2 separate regions of the Mus musculus genome follow, and region 1 is linked to region 2. A link is a loop called in an ENCODE intact Hi-C map of the cell type or tissue named here. Cell type or tissue: gastrocnemius. All regions are shown on one strand. Links, peaks and the distances in the headings refer to the core of each region. The heading gives the core; the rest is flanking DNA.

Evidence for each region. Peaks named below come from ENCODE experiments on the same cell type or tissue, not always from the same donor. Only the 100,000 strongest peaks of a DNase experiment are listed, where the experiment ranks them.
Region 1: a loop joins it to region 2, with 6 times the contacts of the local background. A loop is called at or near these places in 38 of 42 quality-filtered maps.

What each region holds. Positions count from the first base shown.
Region 1 is chr7:122,468,008-122,473,481 of GRCm38, forward strand. The region is part of intron 5 of Prkcb (protein kinase C, beta); the gene reads left to right. Among named protein-coding and RNA genes, the nearest start is that of Gm51497, 170 kb to the left of the region's middle. In gastrocnemius, for the core only: a CTCF peak has its summit at 2,799 (motif pointing right); DNase peaks (open chromatin) are centred at 1,885, 2,821, 3,073 and 3,699; H3K27ac peaks cover 456 bases.
Region 2 is chr7:122,918,141-122,923,614 of GRCm38, forward strand. No RefSeq gene overlaps it. Among named protein-coding and RNA genes, the nearest start is that of Gm39082, 3.6 kb to the right of the region's middle. In gastrocnemius, for the core only: CTCF peaks have their summits at 2,257 (motif pointing left) and 3,600 (motif pointing left); DNase peaks (open chromatin) are centred at 2,200 and 3,589.

The sequences.
Region 1 (5,474 bases), core at 176-5,175, 450 kb before region 2:
CGGCAGGGTGGAGTGTCGTTGGCTGGCATAAAGAAGCTGGGTCATGTGGTCTTCCCACCTCTGCAGTAGTATAGAGCGGTCTGCACACGGCACAGGCCAGGGCCAGCCCATGCTTCCTTTCTAGCCCGGAAGTTGTAGGTGGATGTGTTGGTTGTTGAAAATCTCGAGGAATTGGAGAAAGCTGAGCTGCTCAATCCTTGTCCTGGTCCTCCCAGAGCTTTAGGGGAAGAGCCAAGGTCAGGCAATGGCCCGAGGCCCCCAACCCTAAGAGGGAAGACAGCACAAGCACTGTTCTAACTGCCCGAGGAGCTTCACTAAGGAAAGCACCACCCGACTCTGACTTGTTACCATCTCTGGAGGAGTCCCTAGCAATGTTCATTAAAATGCACCTATGTGTGGTGGCTCTCGAATTCCCTGTTTGGGAATCTGTCCAACTAAAATAAACACTGTCACACAGAGGAACAGGTACCAAATGAGCGTGTTTACCGACTGTGGTGGAAAGAGTAATAAGCTTGAACAGAACATATCCGTCTTTTGGGATGTTAGGCAGTTGCTGAAATGTCGGCTTTGAATAGGCTAGTCCTTTTCTGAACAGGAATTGTTATCCAGTTGTGCTCAGTTTATACAATTCATTAAGTCATGTAATTATATGCCATATACTTTCAAATTATGTTGTGTTTCTTTCTACTTATACGACTTAAGAAATACAAATTCTAAATAATTAAACAACACCAACCCAGCTACAGCTATTGATCTGTTGTAGAAGTTGGCAAATTATGACTTGGGGCCAAATCTAGCCTGTTTCTATAATGAGATGTTATTATACCACACTCATATTTATTTGCATGGTGTCTCTGGCTGCTTTTCTCTTTTTCAATCAAATGGCAGAGTTCATATGGTCTGTGTAGCCTGGACTATTTGCTCCTTGGCTGCCTCTGAAAAGAACCCCTGGACCTAGAGGTACATCCATAGCCATTATGTAAGAAGGTTAGGTTTCATAAAAGTATCTGCTATGAATTCCCATCGACTAAATAAGCAACTGCAGCCGATACTCCCTGTGTACAAGGTGTGTTTGTGTGTTTCATAAGTGTGGGACTAAAGGGGAGGAAGCACATGAGCTGGGCTGCAGATACTGGGGTCACAGGGGATCAGGAGTGGAGGCCTTGCTGGAGGTGGGGAGAGCATCGTCTCTTCTTCTCTTTGTTCCTCTGGTTGCAGTAGATACATTTTACATTTTTGTGTCCTGGGGCTTGAATCTAGGGCCTTGTGATGCCAGACCAATGCTGGGTACCTGAGCCTTCCTTTGAGAACTTAATTTTGAGATAGAGGCTAAAGTTATCCAGGATGAGTTTGAACTCATGATCCCCCTGCCTCATCTCCTGAAGAACTGGGATTATATCACATTTGTGTGTGTGTGTGTGTGTGTGTGTGTGTGTGTGTGTGTGTTGTATGTGTATATATAAGTATTGTAAATGTATGTACATGTGTGTATGTGTGTAATGTATGTGTATGTAAATGATGTATCTGTACATCTGTACACGTGAATACATGTGAGCATTTATGTGTATGCATATGTGTATATTGTGGCATGCATGTGTAAATGATGTATGTGTACATGTGTATGTGTGCAAGTGTGTGGATATATATGTATATATAGATGTGTGGTAAATATATATATATATATATATGAGTGTGTGTGTGTATATAGATATACATATATATGTGTTATGTGTGTGTATATTGTATAGTGTGCATGTGTGTGCACATGTGTATGCATCCATGAACAAGCACAGTGACAAGATGAGGACATTATCACTCTTGGTCTGATTTGTTACTAAATTTGGAGCTGGGCTGGCAGCCAGCAAGCCCCAGCAATTCTCCTGACTCTATCACCCTGTACGACTGCAGTTACAGGTGTGTACACCTGACGTTTTACATGGGTGCTGGGGATTTGAACCTAGGTACTTAGGGTTGTAGAGAAGGCATCCTCACCCAGAGAAGCCGTCTCCCCACTGTGTAGCCGTCCTGAAACGCACTTTGTAGACAGCCTGGCCTTGAATTCAAGAGAGATCCTTCTGCCTCAGCTCCCAAGTGCCGGGATTAATGGTGTGCACCACGATTACCCCTTCTTACTTTTATACCTTTTGAGAAAAAAAACCAAACAAACAGTAAAATGGAAAAATGTTTAAATAGGACAAAAGCTTTTAATAAAATGGCTCCCCAAAGAGTAGCAATCAAAACTGAGTGGACATACTCAGGGACTGTACATTGGTGGCTTTGAGCAGGATGCTGGGTGGGCATGGGCCTGGCAGAACCAGGCTTATGCCCTGCCTGGGAACTTCAAGTTTCTATTGCCTCTCCCTGTCTCTCTATCTCAGGAGCTGGGTCTGTTCTTTGGATTTTAGGCACACTGGTGGCCGGCCTTCTTCCGGCAGCTCCATCACCACCAAGCTCCACCCAATCCCACCTCTAGTCCAGATTCTTTTACTTAAAGAAACCCCTGCCGCGACAGTACCTTCCATTCTCAATCCTGTGGTCTGACTTCCTAATGCCTCAGAGTTCCGTTTTTTTGTTTCAGAAACCACTGGACACCCCAGCTGCTCTGTAGACCAGCTGCAACATCAGGGAACTGGTTAGACCTTCAGAAATCTCAGGCTCAACTCCAAGCCTGCAAGTCGATATCTACATTTTAACAAAATCCCTGTGCACATTTCTGCACTCAGAAATCCCAGTCACCCTGCGGCTGGTTAAGAACCCCAAGAGAAGCAGAAAGAGTTTGCCTCATTGGCCACTAGGGGGCAGGCGGCACCCGTGCTCTGCTCCCATGTGGGTTGGGCACAGGGGCCCATGTCTTGTATGGAGGATGCCTACCAGTTCCTCCACCCTCACAGCATCTCAGGTGTTGTGAAGATTTGAGATCAGAGCCCCTTGAGCCAGGACCCCCTCTTGCTCTGTTCTGAATCTTCTGTGTCTTGGCTTGAGACTCCTCATGCAGGATGAGCTCTCGGCTTGAGTTGGTACCAGATCACCAGGGCCTTCTACCCTTAGCCCGCGTCTCTACCTCCCGCAGGGAACTCGCATCTGTCCAAAAGAGCTGGCCAGGCTCCTGCTTCTGGCTGGCTTTTCTCATGGATGGGTTGCTGAAGCATTGTGGTTTCGAGTCTGGGCTTTAGGGGCAGGCTTCGGTTTGAAAGCTAGATCTCTCACGAGCAAATATTTGCCGGGTGCCTCCTGTGTTCCTCCCCTGCTCTCCTGCAAAAGACTGCAGGCACATTCACGACGCCTTCATTTTTCTCAATGATGAGAGATGAACACAAAATAAACAAGACATGTCCCTAAGACAGCCTGTGAGGAAGTAAAGGAGTGTGATCCGTGGCCTGCCTGTCACTAGCGGAGATGGTGGCATTTGTCTGAGACTACAGTGGCAAGCTTGGAAGAGAGCTTGTTGCAGTTTCCAGAAAAGAACATGACAGGCAGGGGGAACAACAGAGGCAGAGGCCAGGAGAAGAATTGTTACAGAAACTGTTTGGAGTGGGTGTGGCTAAGCCTAGTGATGCAGTGCCCAGCTTTGCCCGGTGCTGTGGTGTGGCTGGGGTGGGATCCTGGACTATTAAAGAGATAGGAAGAGAGCACTGCAGTGGAGACAGTCCAGGAAGCTCTCTGCAGGAGGCAGGATGGGAGTGGGCTAGAGGGCTGGGGGGAGCCATGGCTAATGCTTGCTGCATGCTCGTCTACCATGACAGTTCTGCCAGGCTGCCTTAGGAACTGTGGGGACGAAGGGGTGGTTCCAACTTTAGAATGGCCTTAGGTCTGGGTGGGTTCACTCTGTCTCCTCCAGCATTTGCTGACGACAACGCCAGGTCGCTCGGTGTTGGTGTTGGTCATGCACTTTTCCCATGTATGGTAACCTTTTGAGGTAGTTATTAACATCCACTCCATTTTAGAGACGAGGAAAACAGGGAGAGGGAGGAGAGGGAGAGCCAATGTTTGCAGGACTGTAAGGTAGAAAGGGTTCCTCATCTTCACATCAGCCCGTCCTTCTGCAAAATGATGTCTTCTATGGGTCGAGTCCTGGCCAGGAGGCTGGGTAAATCCCTGGACTGAGAAATAGTTAGGTGGAGGATGCCTTTTCTCACGGAACCTGGAACATTCCAGCAAGTTCTCAGGATCTGCCCCACCCACTCACCATGGGTTAGAGCTCTACTGTTCCAGGTTTCACTCGGGGGCCCGGGATCTGGACTCAAGCTTGCATGGTAAGCACTCCCACACCGACCCATCTCCTTGGGCCCTTCCTGACTGACTCTTCTGTTAACTAAATCTTCTGTCCAGTGACCTTTTAATTCCCTCTTCAGCCTGGCTGATCTGATTGTGCTCCCCTGAGCCAGAAGTCCAGGTCCCTGGGGGCCCAGCAGAGAAAGGCTGAGGTGGAGCCACACCCTGAGGAAATGGTAGTGCTTGCTTGTTTCTGCACCGATCTTTTTGGCATAGTTGGAGAGCTTACAACCTTGCAGCCAAGTCTTTGAGAAAGTGAGACACTAGGCGACTGTTCCTGGCTGCAGTGCTCTCTCTGCCTGACCTGAGAGCTGAGATCTAGGGAGCAGAGACATTCAAAGAGACAGTCTACGCCGATTGCTTCAAACACCGACCTGGTGGTGCATTTGGCCACCATTTCCTGGCCCTTACTAAATATCAGGTGCTTTAAGGAGACCGTCTCACCGAATCCCCACCTCACCTCACATCTCTGAGGATGACCACTCAGTTGTCAGGCACAATGATTGTGGTGTGGCGAGTTCAGCCCCTCGTTCAGAGTCACGAAGCTGTCAAGTGGCCCATCTAGCATACAAGACCCAGGAGTCAGACATGACTCCAGGACTTGAGTCCTCAGCCACTCCCCTGCCCACTTCCCTGGGTGCTCTCAGACATCTTAGCCTTCGAGAACTGAGAACATCAAGAGAGAGAAGGAGGGAGGAAGGGAGAGGGAGAAGAAGAGGAGAAGTGGGAGGAGGAGGAGGAAGAGAGAAGAGGAAGGAGAGAGAGACAGAGACACACAGAGACATAGAGACAGAGATATACACACAGAGACATAGAGAGAGACACACAGAGAGACATAGAAACAGAGAGAGACAGAAAGATACACAGAGAGACAGAGAGAACACTAGCAGGGACTTGTCCCAGCTTCACAATAGTATCCAGAGAAAAAGGTTTTTATGTTAAAATTAAGTGATGCTCACAGGAGACAGTATATCCTGGGAAACACCTTACCACCTTGGGTGATGAACCTTGGAAGACCCTGGGACAGTTCAGAGCCAAGAGCCACTCTGAGTCAATGGAACGGGGTGGAGGTGGGGATACAGTAGAAGTTGAATGTACTGAGGGTAGGGTAGTCTGGAGGAGGGTATTGGAGAAAAAACTATAGCCAAAGTCAACCAGTGAAACCCAGGAACCCAGAAAACCAAGGAACCCAGGAAAGCAAG
Region 2 (5,474 bases), core at 373-5,372:
CAGCCTACGTGCACATACAGCATGCAAGCTGGAGTTTCGGTGGATGGACATAGCCTTCTGTCTGCAGAATCAGAGAGAATATGGCTGACCACACCAAGCCTCTTTTCCATATAGACAAGGATAAAATGCACAGGAAATGACCAACAACTGTGGGGTGTTACAGCCAAACGGAACACAACTGCCAGGTTTCAACTCTGTGTCTACCAGTTTATGTCATCCAGAACTTGAAGCTGTGAACCATGACCCCATGCACCTCCTGATTGTCCCCAGAGCAAGAAGGAAAGGGGGGATGGTTAGGGGGATGTGTTCCCCAAAAGTTCTTGTGTTGAAAACTTAATCCCAGGCACTGGCATAGCCTCATACGAGACAGTGCCTGGCAAATACAGAAGTGGATGCTCACAGTCATCTATAAGATGGAACACAGGGCCCCCAATGGAGAAGCTAGAGAAAGCACCCAAGGAGCTGAAGAGGCCTGCGACCCTATAGGTGGAACAACAATAGAAACTAACAAGTACCCCTAGAACTCATATGTCTAGCTGCATATGTAGCAGAAGATGGCCTAGTCAGCCATCACTGGGAAGAGAGGTCCCTTGGTATTGCAAACTTTATATGCCCCAGTACAGGGGAATGCCAGGGCCAAGAAGCGGGAGTGGGTGGGTAGGGGAGCAGGGCAGAGGGAGGGTATAGGGAACTTTCAGTATAGCATTTGAAATGTATATAAAAAATATCTAATAAAAAAGAAAGAGAGAGGGGGGAAAGGAAGGAAGGAAGGAAGGAAGGAAGGAAGGGAGGGAGGGAGGGAGGGAGGGAGAGAGAGAGAGAGAAAGAGAGAGAGAAAGAGAGAAAGAAAGAAAGAAAGAAAGAAAGAAAGAAAGAGAGAGAGAGAGAGAGAGAGAGAGAGAGAGAAAGAAAGAGAGAAAGAAAAGAAAACTTAATCCCCAAAGTCATATATTAATGGGCCTTGGAGAAGTGACTACTGTTAGGTAAGGTCCTGAGGATGGGACCCCAGGGTGGCACCGGTAGCTTTATAAGAAGGGGAAACTTGGACTCTGTCTCACTGTGTGATGCTTCTGCATGTTGTGACCACAAGACCCTCAGCTGACGTTAGCAGCCCACTCTTAGACTCCCCTGGCCCCAGAACCATAAGCTAATCAAACCTCCATTTCTTATAAAGTACCTTGACTCGGGCATTTTCCAGACTCATTTTCCATGGGAATATAGAGAGAGGGACTCTTACACTTTGAAGGACACTCACTACAGAATGTCAGGCCCCGGAGATAGTTCTTATGTACCCACTGTAATCCAGAACTGTCTAGCAGTAGAAACAGAGTAGAAACCAAGCAAGAATACTCCAGAAGCCATAGATGTTATAGAGTAGACTAAGAGGAAGTTTCTAGATTTTCAAAAGGAAGAAACTGAGACTGAGTAAAGTGTGTATGTGTTGGGCCACAAAACTGTGCAAACAACAACATGGAGATTTGAGTTTGGTCTGTCTGACCCCCTCCCTCCAAGAGCCACAGGCAATGCAGTGAGGGACAGCATGCTCCCATTGGCCCAAAAAACCCCAAAGAGTCACCCCAAGTTAGACATGATGACTCACACTTATAAGTCCAGCACTGGAACTGGAAGAGACCATGGTCTAGGTCAGCCTGAGGATCATAGCAGATCCCAAAAAGGGGGGAGGAAATTCATCCTAAAGACCAAAAATCTCAGGTCCTAGGCAGGACTGGGAGCCTTTATTTGGCATCTCCCAGATCCTAAGTGTGTATCTCAGCAGCTAGCTCTCGCGAGAACTCAGTCCCAGGCTAATCGCAGGTAGAATCTGATAGACTATCGGTACTGTGTCCCTACATTGGCTTTTCCTCTGCAAAATTAAACGAAGAACAACTACCCCACAGAGATTTCAAGTTAATATGGGTGAAAGTCTTATAATAGTTCCCAAAACACAGCTATACTCAGAAGCTGTCCTTGGTTCCGCTTCTGCAGAAAGGGGAAGGAACCGGGGTGACACTGGGTTATGCTGATTTCCAATGAAATCATTCAGTGTGTTCACCCTCGGGCAGATCCCCATCTTCCTAGTCAAGGGGTAAAGTCTGAAGGGGGGCAAAAGTGTTCTGGGGAAGTGGGTATGACATCCTGAGTGGGTTTGTGAAGAGATCTTTGCTTGGCTCCTTTGGAAAACATACCAGAAACAAGAGACCAGATTATCGTGAGTTGAACCTTGGGGTTAGCCTGACCTCTAGTGGTCAAATAATAAACCATCGGGGTACTTGAGAGCCGCTTAAGGGTAAACAAAAGGATAACTTTGTTTATCCACTTATCCGGTGGGTGGTTTTTGAATCCACAAGGTCTTGAGCGTGGCTAAGCTGCAGGCACACTAAGTAAGCTCCATGGTTCACATAAGTCTTAAGTGGTAGAGTTGGGGTTTTACACCAAGCCTGCTTGATTTTAGAGGTCTCTTGTTTATCCACACAGCATGATCGATGCCTGCCTTTATGAAGCCTTCATGTTTAATTCATAGAGACGGCCAAGCTGATGAAGGCCACCACAAGTATGCCTGGAATAACACAAACATATTATAACGCTCATTTTTTTTTTCAAACCGGGGAACTGCTGTTCGATGGCCTGGCACTGTGTATTTGACCACGCATTCAATGTTGAGTTAGTATATGAATTTCCACCTCCTGCTTCCTGTCCCAATGATCGCTTCATATGGACACTACAAATGCCAGCTTGTTTGAGGGTGGCTGGTCTTCCCATCTGCTCTAAAATTCAGCAAAGCCTGGAGGTTGGGGCTTTACTCCCTGAACCCCACAACAGAGATTTGCTGAACCCCACAACAAAGATTTGCTGATGGCTAAGACCACACCCGCCCAGCACTGAGTGAGTCACAGAGTGTTCAACTTACAACAGTCACCCTCAGATTTCTGGACATCAGGATGGACGATGCCAAAATGGTCCATACTCAACAGAAACTATATTTGAGATTTTAGATTTGGGTTCTTTCCCAAAATAACAAAATATGCAGCACGGTGCTCGATCCTGACACTAGGCAGAAGCAGGAAGCCATGGCTCTGATCAGCTCCATGCTTCGGAAGATAACAACCAACGCTTGACAGTATCATAAGTCATGGTGTTCAACAACTGGGTACAGTAAATGCATTTCTGGCTTAGGATGGGCTCACTGGCATTTAACCCCCACTGGTAGGTGGGATACTGGTCAAGGCATGGAAGGGCAGCCATCTGTTTCCCAGGCACCACTTGAGAGATGAGAATGTCAGTATGTCGGTATGTCAGTGTTTTCTGAGACAAATGGCACAGTGAATGATCTGTAACAAGTTGAGAACACTCTTTACAAATAGGACAGTCACTGAGTCCCTTTACAAGGGCAGATGGTGACTCCTGTGTCTGGACCAAGTGAGGAAGAACCTTGTAGCAAGATTCCTCCAGCACTAAAGAGAAAGTCCTGGGGGCTAGAGAGATGGCTCGTTCATTAAGAGCACTCCCAGAAGACCCAAATTCAATTCCTAGCACTCGTGGCTAGCAATGATCCGAACTCCAGTTCCAGTGGGGAATCTGATGCCCTCTTCTGGCCCTTCTGGGCACTGCACACATTTGGTGCACAGACATATAGGCAGCAAAATACCCACGCACATTAAATCAGAATGAACACGGCTTTAAAATAAGGAGAGAGAAAATCCTGTTTTACAACTTTTTAAAAGGCCAGCCGAACGCTAAAAGGTGAAGATAAATACAACACGCTGGAGGCGGAGTTGAGAAGGAAGGCAGAGCTGTTCTTTATATGCCCCAAGGCCCTACCTTAGAGGCAGTTACCCACAGACAGTCACTGCTGAGCACATTGGAGTAGGGAGGGGGATTAAGTACTTTAGCAAAGTGCCTAATAGAAGCTGCATACAGGAGAAGCACTTAGGTTTGGAGCATGGGCTACTGTATGCCCTGTAGCAACTCCAACTTGCTCACATCTGGATGGATCGGGACGCAGAGGCCAGCCAGAAGTAGGGCTAGCCTGTAAACCTCAAGGCCCACCAAGTGACCCACTCCCTGTAGCTCAGCCCACCTCCTAAGGTTTTCATAACTGCTGAGACCTGCCTGACTTTGGGATCAACCAGACCAAGGCAATGGGGAAATGAAGAAGTGGGTGACACATACACAGAAATGCTGAGCTGGGCATGCACTCGTATGGAGATGTATCAGCAGTCCAGAAACTCAGCCCAGTTATTATATGCAGTGGAATGAGAGGGAGGAAGAGGAGGAGGAGGAGGAGGAGGGGAGGGGAGGAAGAAGAGGAAAAGGACTAGGTACTCTTAGTAGGTGGGGTTTCTGTAGAGCAGTCCCTTGTTGCTGTCACCTGGGAAGAGGAAGCTGTGGCTGGAACTCTTCACATACTATCAACGTCTGACCAAAGGAAGGGTCCGTAACGTGGCTGTACTCATGCCAATAACACTCATTCACTCGAGGTTTCATCCACTCTCCACATAGAACCCCCTACCAGGATGAACAGCGCCACCATGAGGGGACCAAATGTTCAAACCTGGAAGCCTCTGGGAGACATTTTAGCAGAAAATAAGATCATTGGAAAGCAGGCAGGATTCAAGTGCTACCGTAGACGAACTCCAAGCTCTGTGTAGCTCATTCCCAAGCACTGCCTTATCTCACTTAGATTTAAAATAACCCAGCACCGGTCTCTCAAAGAGCAATGATGATCCCCAAGCTGGCCATAACTACTGCAGGGCTAAAGATGAATCAATACAGAGGCCTTAAACTGGCCACAAAGATGAAGGGCAAGTGGAAGACAGTACGTGCAGTTAGCTAGCTAGTGTTCCCTGGCCAAAGCTAACAATACGGAAAGATAAACAGACGGCATTCAGTAGTGCTGTTCCTGCCTGGCCACAGAGCTAAAAGGTATGCCGACAACCATAAAAGAAATCGAGTTTGTTATTATTTCTTCCTATCGTCGATTCATCCTGCGTGCTTGAGCACATTGAGCAACTCCAGCTGGCTACAGGCTACGTCAAAGGATATTAAAGTTAAATCTTTTCCCTTTTGTAAGGCAGAATGAGTAAAGTCTGGGGCTTTCATGCCCCAGACTCTAGAAGAAAGGGCAACTTTGTGGTACAAACACATACAACACGCTGGAGGCGGAGTTGAGAAGGAAGGCAGACAGAAGGAAGGCTCCCTGGGAGCCTGGTTCTGGTCTTTTTTCCTTTGTTTGTTTGTTTGTTTGTTTGTTTGTTTGGTGACATGGTCCCCAGTAGCTCAGGCTAGCCTTGGCTTTGTTATGTAGTTGAGGATGGTGTTGAATTCATTGTTCTCCCACCTCCGCCTCCCTGAATGAGCAAGGACGACAGGCAACAGGGGTACCCCACCATGCTCATCCTTAACCCCCTCACTTCTCTCTGTTCCCCTCTTCTATCTCTTTCCAGATAGCATCCTTATCCTGGCACCCAGGATCG